Linked DNA regions of Homo sapiens: region 2 is linked to region 1. A link is an interaction called in ENCODE POLR2A ChIA-PET data of the cell type or tissue named here. Cell type or tissue: OCI-LY7. All regions are shown on one strand. Each heading gives the region's core, and the rest is flanking DNA. Links, peaks and the distances in the headings are about the cores only. Region 1 overlaps FCHO1-AS1 (FCHO1 antisense RNA 1). Region 2 has its middle 37 kb from the start of ARRDC2.

Region 1 (4,383 bases), core at 67-4,066:
TTTCTCATCCTTCCCACGGACCAGTCACTTGGTTCAAGCAGGTACCATGCTGTTTCAATGACCCACTATGTCATGTCTCCCCTCTTGGCCTCGCCACCTGGGCTGCGATCACAGACAATCTGGCTTGATTCTCGTCACCACACCTCAAGGCAGTATCTTATCTCAACCAGCACCACGATGGGGAAACTGAGACACGTGCCCCAGGTCACACAGTGACTCGGGCCACCAAGTGGGAATCTGAGCCAGGGATTCTCAGAAATTTTCTGTCCTCCCCATGGGTCCCCTCCCTCTTCCTCACTTCATTTGGCAAACATCTATTGAATGCCTACTGTGTACCCAACTTTCCCAGGTGCTGGAGTCTCCTCAGGCAATGCCTTTGATAGACTCCCCCTTCCCCTCCCTCCTCCTGGTCAGCTGTGACCCGATTTAAAGAGCACTAATACTGTCATTAATATTATAATAATCATGTCTGTATTTACAGAGCTTCCTCCTCCCACAGACTCCTCCCATCTTCCCAGAGGAATTCAGCCCATTTCACAGAAGAACAAACAAAGGCACCAAGGGAAAAACACACACACAGGTAGAGGCAAATTCAAACCTGGGGGTGTCAGACTCCCAGCCCCATGCCCACCACTGGGAGGGCGCTCCAAGGGACAGGGAATGAGCTGGCCTGGCAACTCCCACCCCCTCCTGCCCAGGACCTCGCCCGAGAACAGGTTCACCCCTGGCGTGGGTGATGGTATGTGGGTCAGGGTGTGCCCTAAGTGGCCCCAATGGTGAGACCAGGGTGGCGATGCCCCATCCCAGCCATTGCAGCTTGGTCCTATGTTTTACTCCCTGTCCCCATGCCCTCAGCCCCAATATCAGAGTGTCATCATCAACCCATTTTGCAGTGCAGTAAACTGAGGCTGAGAGGATAGCAAGGCACTGTGGGAGGGTCTCCAAACCCAATGCTGTCTTGACCCCAAACCACCCACATGTTAAGCAAAAGAGTGAATCACCATTGGACAAAATGTGGGCTGGGTGAGTTCAGAATCTGTAAAATGCAGGGTCCGAAGCTCCCAACCTCAATTTTCAAAAGAGGAAACCGAGGTTCAGAAAGGTGCTGTCACCTGCCCAAGGTCACCAGTGAAGCAGGTCCATTCGACACTGCCTCCTGGTCCCCAGTGCAGCTGGGGCAGGTGACTCGGGGGATCCAAGGCAGATGGAGGGGTCCCCCACCCCCCAAGCCTCCTCCGCACCCCACTCACAGCCAGCCTCTGGCAAGATCCTAATTTACCTCGATTTATTTTAATCCCCAGAAACAGATGCTAGCTGTACACCCCGCCCCTCAGTAAAAGAGGGACCCCCCCCCCAAGTCCAGGCTCCAGGCCCTTCAAGGCCTGGCCTGGATAAACCGTGCCAGGCAGGGGACCCCACAGTGACCTCCTCCCCAAAATTCCAACCTTGGGGTCCCCACAGAAGATGCCAGTGAAACGCCCCCCACCCCATCCTTAAGGTGGAGGACTGGGATGGGGCAGATTAGAGGAGGGGCCAGGTGACACCCCAGCTCCTCCAGCCACCAGGCCTGGATAGGGGTTCACAGTGGAGGAAAAGGGAAGGGGTCCCTCGTCTCGGTCCCCGGTGGTCTGCAGGCCGGAGCTGGGAAGAGGGAATCTGCGGGTGGTCCCCATCTCAGCCACCGCCCAGGGTTCCAGGCTGGAAGGGGAGCGGCGCCCCCATCTTTGCAGCCCCAGAACCCAGACCTAGGCTTAGAATAAAAGAATTTGGGGAGGGGTCTCGCGTCGTCGCCGCCCCCGTGCACGCTCGGTTCTAGGCCAGGAGACGGGGGATTTGGGGAGCGGTCCCCATTTTCGCCTGCGGACCCCCAATTACCACTTGGAGGGGGAAGCCGGGGCGCCCACCGCGTAGCCCCAACCCCCTGCTCTCCATCCCTCGCGTCCCGCCGCGCCTTTGCCCTCCGCAGCCGCCGGGGCTGCAGGGCACGGTGCGCGTGGGAGGCTGCGCGGGCCAGGGTATCCCAGGGGGTTCCGGGGGGCAACACTCACCTCCTGAGCTCGGGCCGAGCCCCGCGCTCGCCGCCACCTGCGGCTTGGTCGCTGACACCGGAGCCCGCCCCGCCCCTCCCTCCGCGGCTGCGGCGCGGCTGCCGGCGGGCTCCGCCCCCGGGGCGTGGCCTAGAAAGTCCCCACCCCCGCGACGGCGCCAGGAGGCAGGGCGGGCTCTGATCCCGCGCGGCCCCCCATTGGGCCATTTAGGCGCCCAGCTCCGCCAGCTCAGCGCGCTGATTGGTCCAGCCGAAGACTAGGCTCCTTTTTATGTTCCCCCCCTTACGCCACCCGCAGTCTATTTGCATAATTTAAAGAGACAGGCGCCACTCTTTCGCCCTGAGACTCAGTGGTAAGGAGTAAGGAGCGACCAACGTTTATTGAGCGAACAGGCAGGGCTCAGTTGATGACCCCCCACAAGCCTGTAACCTGGACATTATTGGTCTTTATTTTACAAATGGGAAATCTGAGGCTCAGAGAGGGCAAGATCTTGCTTGGAGGCCACACAGCAAGTCTGCAGCCGGCCTAGGGCAGCCCCGGGATCCGGCACCTTGCAGAGGAGGTCATCCCCTCATATGCCATATGATAGTTCTTTTTTGGAGTTCGAACTCGATCGCTTGAGGTTAGGAGTTCGAGACCAGCCTGACCAACATGGTGAAACCCTGTCTCTACTAAAAATACAAAAATTAGCTGGGCATGGTGGCAGGCGCCTGTAATCTCAGCTACTTGGGAGGCCGAGGCAGGAGAATCACTTGAATCCGAGAGGCGGAGGTTGCAGTGAGCCGAGATCACATCACTGCACTCCAGCCTGGGCGACAAGAGTGAGACTTCGTCTTAAAAAACAAACAAACAAACAAACAAAAACAAAGAAAAAGAAAATATAAACTTACACAACACCCGCCAGTCCCCCATCCTACCCTCTGCTTAGGGACAGGGCACCCGGCTGATTTTCTTGCCCCTCCACCAGCCTCCCAGGCTCAGTCAGGGCAGCCCAGGAGCACAGACCAGAAGCTTGGGAGGCCCTAAGGATCTTCTCTTCCCTTCATTACCAGCATTTCATCCCGTGGATTCAGTGTCTCTGAAACAGTTCCAAATTGTCCATTTTCCTACACCCCATAGTGGTCCCAGCGAAGACCCAATTGTCTTCAGCCTGGATGCCAACTCGGTTTCTTATTTGTGTTTCTTGTTCCCTCCATCCCAGCCCTAGACAATCCCTATTCTCCAAGGCAACTGTAGTTGTTCTTTCTTTTCTTTCTTTCTTTGTTTAGAGACGAGGTCTTGCTCAGTTGCCCAGGCTGGAGTGCAGTGGTGTGATCATAGCTCACTGCAGCCTCAAACTCCCAGGCTGAAGCGATCCCCCTACCTCAGCCTTCCAAAATGCTGGGACAACAGGCGTGAAGCACTGAAACTGGCCAGTTCCTTTTATTTCCAAATAAACCTTTTATTTTAGAGCAGTTTTAGAATTATTGTGAAGAGAGTACAGAGAGTTCCTGTATACCCAACACCCAGCTTCTCCTATTATTTTTTTCTTTAATTTTTTTTTTTTAATAGAGACAGGGTGTCCCTATGTTGCCCAGGCTGGTATCAAACCCCCGGGCTAAAGCAATCCTCCCACCTCAGCCACCCAAAGTGCTGGGATTAACAGTCATGAGCCACTGTGCCTGGTCTATTATTATTATTATTATTATTATTATTTGAGACAGAGTCTCGCTCTGTCACCCAGGCTGGAGTGCAGTGGCATGATCTTGGCTCACTGCAAGCTCTGCCTCCCAGGTTCACGCCATTCTCAGCCTCCCAAGTAGCTGGGACTACAGGCACCCGCCACCACACCCGGCTAATTTTTTGTATTTTTAGTAGAGACGGGGTTTCACCGTGTTAGCCAGGATGGTCTTGATCTCCTGACCTCATGATCCGCCCACCTCGGCCTCCCAAAGTGTTGGGATTACAGGTGTAAGCCACTGCACCCGGCCTATTATTATTATTATTATTAATTTATTTATTTGGTGAGACGGGGTCTTGCTCTTGTCACCTAGGCTGAAGTGCAGTAGTGCCATCTCAGCTCACTGCAAGCTCTGCCTCCCGGGCTCAAGCAATCCTCCCACCTCAGTGTCCCAAGTAGCCGGGATTACAGGCACGCACCACCACGTCCAGCTAATTTTTGTATTTTTTTGTACAGACGGAGTTTCACCATGTTGCCTAGGCTGGTCTTGAACTCCTGAGCTCACTCCATCCTCCCCGCTCATCCTCCCAAAGTGCTGGGATTATAGGCGTGAGCCACTGTACCTGGCCTGCTTCCCCCGTGATTAACGCCTTCCATTGGTATGTCCATTTGTTA
Region 2 (4,383 bases), core at 282-4,281, 300 kb before region 1:
CCACCTCGGCCTCCCAAAGTGCTGGGATTACAGGCGTAAGCCACCGTGCCTGGATGATAAGTAAATATTTTTTTACATTAAAAAAATGCCTAAACCTGGATTTTTAGCACGTTGCAGGGGGCTCCCACCCAAGCCCAAGTTCTCAGAAGCTGGGAAAGGAATAATGCATCTCGGGGTGGAATGTTTGATGACCCCCAGCAGAGTGCCATCTCAAGAGCAGGGGTCTAGAGCCAAGGCTCAGGGTTCTAATCCTGCCTCTGCCTGGAAAACCACTTCGCCTATATGAGCCTCAGTTTCCCCATCTGTAAAACAGTGTTGGTACCCATGTCTTGGGGTTTGGGGTTAGTAAATGAATCTGTGGGAAGCCGAGTCAGGCCTATCGGTGTCTGTAGGTGGTGGAGCCTCTTCCCTCTGACAGGGATGGAAATTATAGAGATAAAATCAAAGAGAGGCCGGGTGCGGTGGCTCACGCCTGTAATCCCAGCACTTTGGGAGGCCAAGACAGGCAGATCACTTGAGGTCAGGGGTTCAAGATCACCCTGGCCAACATGGCGAAACCCCGTCTCTACTAAAGATACAAAAATTAGCCCAGTGTGGTGGTGTGTATCTGTAATCCCAGCTACTTTGGAGGCTGAAGCAGTAGAATTGCTTGAACATGGGAGGTAGAGGTTGCAGTGAGCAGGGATCGTGCCACTGCACCCCAGCCTGGGTGACAGAGTGAGACTCTGTCTCAAAACAAACAAACAAACAAACAAAGAGAGAGATGGAAGGTCAGGTTGCATCAGGAGGAAGCTGGCAATCTCTGTGACTCAGGGAGGTGCGGGGGCTCCCTCCTGGACCCTGGTCACCTCTGAACGTTCCACTGGTTTCTTCCAGTTTCTCCTTTACTGAGATCCCTCTGTCCCCAGAGTCTCAGTTTCCTCCCTTGTGAGATGGGCTCACACTGGTGCCCCTGAATCTTCTTCCTCCACCCATCCACCATCAAAATTGCTCCCACATCCGATCCCTTCTCATGAAGGTCCCTTCTCCCTGGTCCAGACTATCATTGCTCCTTAGGACCAGCAGTGGCACCCCTCTGTGGTCTCCTCGCTTCTCCCTTTATCCCCCACAGATACCCCCACCCTGGTATCCTGAGTCCGGCTTGTCCTTCTTCTGTCTAGAAGCCTCTGTGGCTCCCACCTTCCTCAGAGTAAAAGCCAAAGTTCTCCCCCCAGACCTCAAGGCCCTGCTTGGTCTCACGGCACCATCGCCTCTTCCCTCCCCACCCTGCTTAATCGACTTAGGCCACCTCAGCCTCCTCCAAGCTCCTCCGGTGAGTCAGACAGGCTCCTGCCTCGGGGCCTGTCTAAAGGCTGTGCTTTCCCGGGGACCATCTTCCCAGAGACGCCCATATGTCTCCCCTACCTCCTTTGGGTCTCAGTTCAATTGTCATCGTCACCCACACTCTCTCTCCCTCCTCTGCCATCAGGAATTTGTATCTCTGCCAGGCGCGGTGACTCATGCCTATAATCCCAGCACTTTGGGAGGCTGAGGTGAGCGAATCACTTGAGGTCAGGAGTTCAAGACCAGCCTGGCCAACATGGTGAAATCTCATCTCTGCTGAAAAATACAAAAATTAACTGTGTGGTGGTGGGAGCCTGTAGTCCCAGCTACCAATCCCAGCTACTTGGGAGGCTGAGGCGGGAGAATCACCTGAGCCTGGGAGGTGGAGGTTGCAGTGAGCTGAGATTGTGCCACACTGCACTCCAGCTTGGGCAACAGAATGAGACTCCGTCTAAAAAAAAAAAAAGAAAGAAAAAAAAAAGAATTTGTATCTCATTCATGGTGGTGTCGCTGGCTCCTGTACACAGCCGGGGCTTAATGAGTGTGCTCACAGATAATAATCTTATGCTGATAAAAAGAAATGTTTCCCCAGATGCCTGCTGTGCTTTAGGCCCTGGGCTGTGGTCTGGGGACACAGCCGGGGACAACTGAGAGCAATCTTGCCCTTGTAGGACTCATGGTCTGGGGACAAAGGTGGGACCCAGAGGACATTATGCACCTGAAGCGATGCATCTGTAATGTGGAATCAGGTGTTGAAAAGTGTGATGAATAAAGTAGAATACATGACCAGATGCAGCAGAGGGAGGGTGTTTCCTGATCAGGCAGTCCTGGAGGGCTTCCTGGAATAGGCGACATTTGGGGCCAAGGCCTGAATGAAGAGAGGGACATGCCCCTTTGCAGCAGCTCTGGTGGCCATGTGTTTCTCACTAGTTCACAGATAAGGAAACTGAGGCTCAGAGAGGTGAAGTCACTTGTCCAGCATCCCCAAATCCAAACTCCCCAGCCAGGAGCCTGCAATCCCCTTTCCCCATGGTGCCCAGTTGCAGATGGGCAAACCAAAGTCCAGAGCAGCGCCTCCACACCCCAAGGTCTCCCAGGAAGCTACTCGGCCCTCCTCCACCCTCCTTCTCCTCCCCCGCGCAGCTTTACTGGGGGACTTTCTCACAGGGAGGAAAAACAGCGACAGCTGGTTTCACAAGTAGGTGGCCCAAGCCGCAGACCGGTTTCGGTTTGCAAACAACTTCTGGCTCTGACTGCCTGCTGCTGGGCTGAGCAAACCCAGAGGTAAGAGCCCCGTATCAATCCATAAGAGGAAATGGGCACCAATCTGTCAGCTCAGGGTCTGGCTCATGGGCAGCAGGGCCAGGAGATGGGGGTGCACTGAACCCTCATCTCCACTTAGTCTTTTTTTTTTTTTTTTTTGAGAAGAGTCTTGCTCTGTCGCTCAGGCTGGAGTACAGTGGCGCGATCTCAGCTCACTGCAACCTCTGCCTCCCAGGTTCAAACTCACTGCAGCCTCAGCCTCCAAAGTAGCTAGGACTACAGGCACACGCCACCACGCTTGGCTAATTTTTGTATTTTTAGTAGAGACAGGGTTTCACCATGTTGCCCAGGCTGGTCTCAAATTCCTTACCTCAAGTGATCTGCCTGCCTCAGCCTCCCAAAGTGCCAGGATTACAGACATGAACCACTGCGCCCAGCCTCCACTTATTTTTTATTTTATTTTATTTTTTTTGAAACAATCTCACTCCATCACCCAGGCCGGAGTGCAGTGGCGTGATCTCGGCTCACTGCAACCTCCGCCTCCCAGGGTTCAAGCAATTCTCCTGCCTCAGCCTCCTGAGTAGCTGGGATTACAGGCATGCGCCACTACGCCCAGCTAATTTTTGTATTTTTGGTAGAGATGGGGTTTTGCCATGTTGGCCAGGCTGGTCTCGAACCCCTGACCTCAGCTGAACCGCTCTCCTCGGCCTCCAAAAGTGCTGGGATTATAGGCATCAGCCACAGCACCTGGCCCTTCACTTAGTCTTAATCACTCATCCAATCAACAATCAATGCTTATTTTATGCTTTGCTGTATTCCTGCATTTTATTATTCTCCCAGTACACTGGTACTAAGTGTTTAGTGTGTACCAGGTATTAGCTCATTTAAACATCTCAAACCACTGGAAAGAATCAACCCAGGCAATTATCTTGATTTCAGACTTCTCTCCAAAACTGGGAGAGAATAAATTTCTGTTGTCTGGAGCCCCCCAGGTTGTGCAAATTTGTTACATTAGCCCCAGGAAACTTACACAGCCCCCTCTCCAACCCCAAGTAAAAACTCACCTGTCCTCCTGCAGGTCCTCCAGGTCTGAGAGGGTAGTGCTTACCTCCGGCACTCTGGCCAGGAGCAGGAAGGTATTTCTCTTTGCGGATTTCTGGAGCATGTGGGTTGTGGACTCAGAGACACTTGGAAACTCCAGAGGTTTTTCCCAAGTGTCAGCAGCATGCACCCTCCCACAGCCATTTGTGAGTTTCTCATGAATACATCTTGGGGAATCACTTGGTATTGGTGGATTTTGTAGCTTTTGCCAATCAAATGGCATCTACCTGGTGTTTTAATTTGCATCTTCCTGATCCTCAGTAAATGTTGATCATCTCTTTGCCACTTGTGCTTCCTCCTTCGTGAATTCCTACTCTGTGTTCTTTGTGGTGTTCATTATAGGAATTCTTTATATATGTTTGACAGTATTCCTCCATCCATTGAGTATATTGCACATATCTTCCCCTAATTTGTAACTTGTCTTTTTGTTTTGTTTTGAGACTGAGTCTCACTCTGTCACCCAGGCTGGAGTGCAGTGGCATGATCTCAGCTTACTGCAATCTCCGCTTCCCGGGTTCAAGTGATTCTCTTTCCTCAGCCACCTGAGTAGTTGGGATTACAGGTGCCTGCCATCATGCCTGGCTAATTTTTGTATTTTTAGTAGAGATGGGGTTTCACCATGTCGGCCAGGCTGGTCCCGAACTCCTGACCTCAGGTGATTCACCCACCTCAGCCTCCCAAAGCGCTGGGATTATA

The links. ChIA-PET counts read pairs that join two places held together with the same protein. Peaks named below come from ENCODE experiments on the same cell type or tissue, not always from the same donor. Only the 100,000 strongest peaks of a DNase experiment are listed, where the experiment ranks them.
Region 2: POLR2A ChIA-PET joins it to region 1 with 12 read pairs; 2 of 35 experiments call an interaction of 5 or more read pairs at or near these places.

What each region holds. Positions count from the first base shown.
Region 1 is chr19:17,745,480-17,749,862 of GRCh38, reverse strand. FCHO1-AS1 (FCHO1 antisense RNA 1) reads left to right here. Exons shown (of 5, transcript XR_007067152.1): 3 at 500-580. It also overlaps a transcript of FCHO1 not described here. Among named protein-coding and RNA genes, the nearest start is that of FCHO1-AS1, 3.7 kb to the left of the region's middle. RefSeq lists a silencer at 1,914-2,333. In OCI-LY7, for the core only: no CTCF peak of the experiment used is centred there; DNase peaks (open chromatin) are centred at 102, 961 and 2,272; H3K4me3 peaks cover 2,463 bases; H3K27ac peaks cover 2,351 bases.
Region 2 is chr19:18,043,306-18,047,688 of GRCh38, reverse strand. No RefSeq gene overlaps it. Among named protein-coding and RNA genes, the nearest start is that of ARRDC2, 37 kb to the right of the region's middle. In OCI-LY7, for the core only: a CTCF peak has its summit at 2,350; DNase peaks (open chromatin) are centred at 2,108 and 2,528; H3K4me3 peaks cover 930 bases; H3K27ac peaks cover 2,523 bases.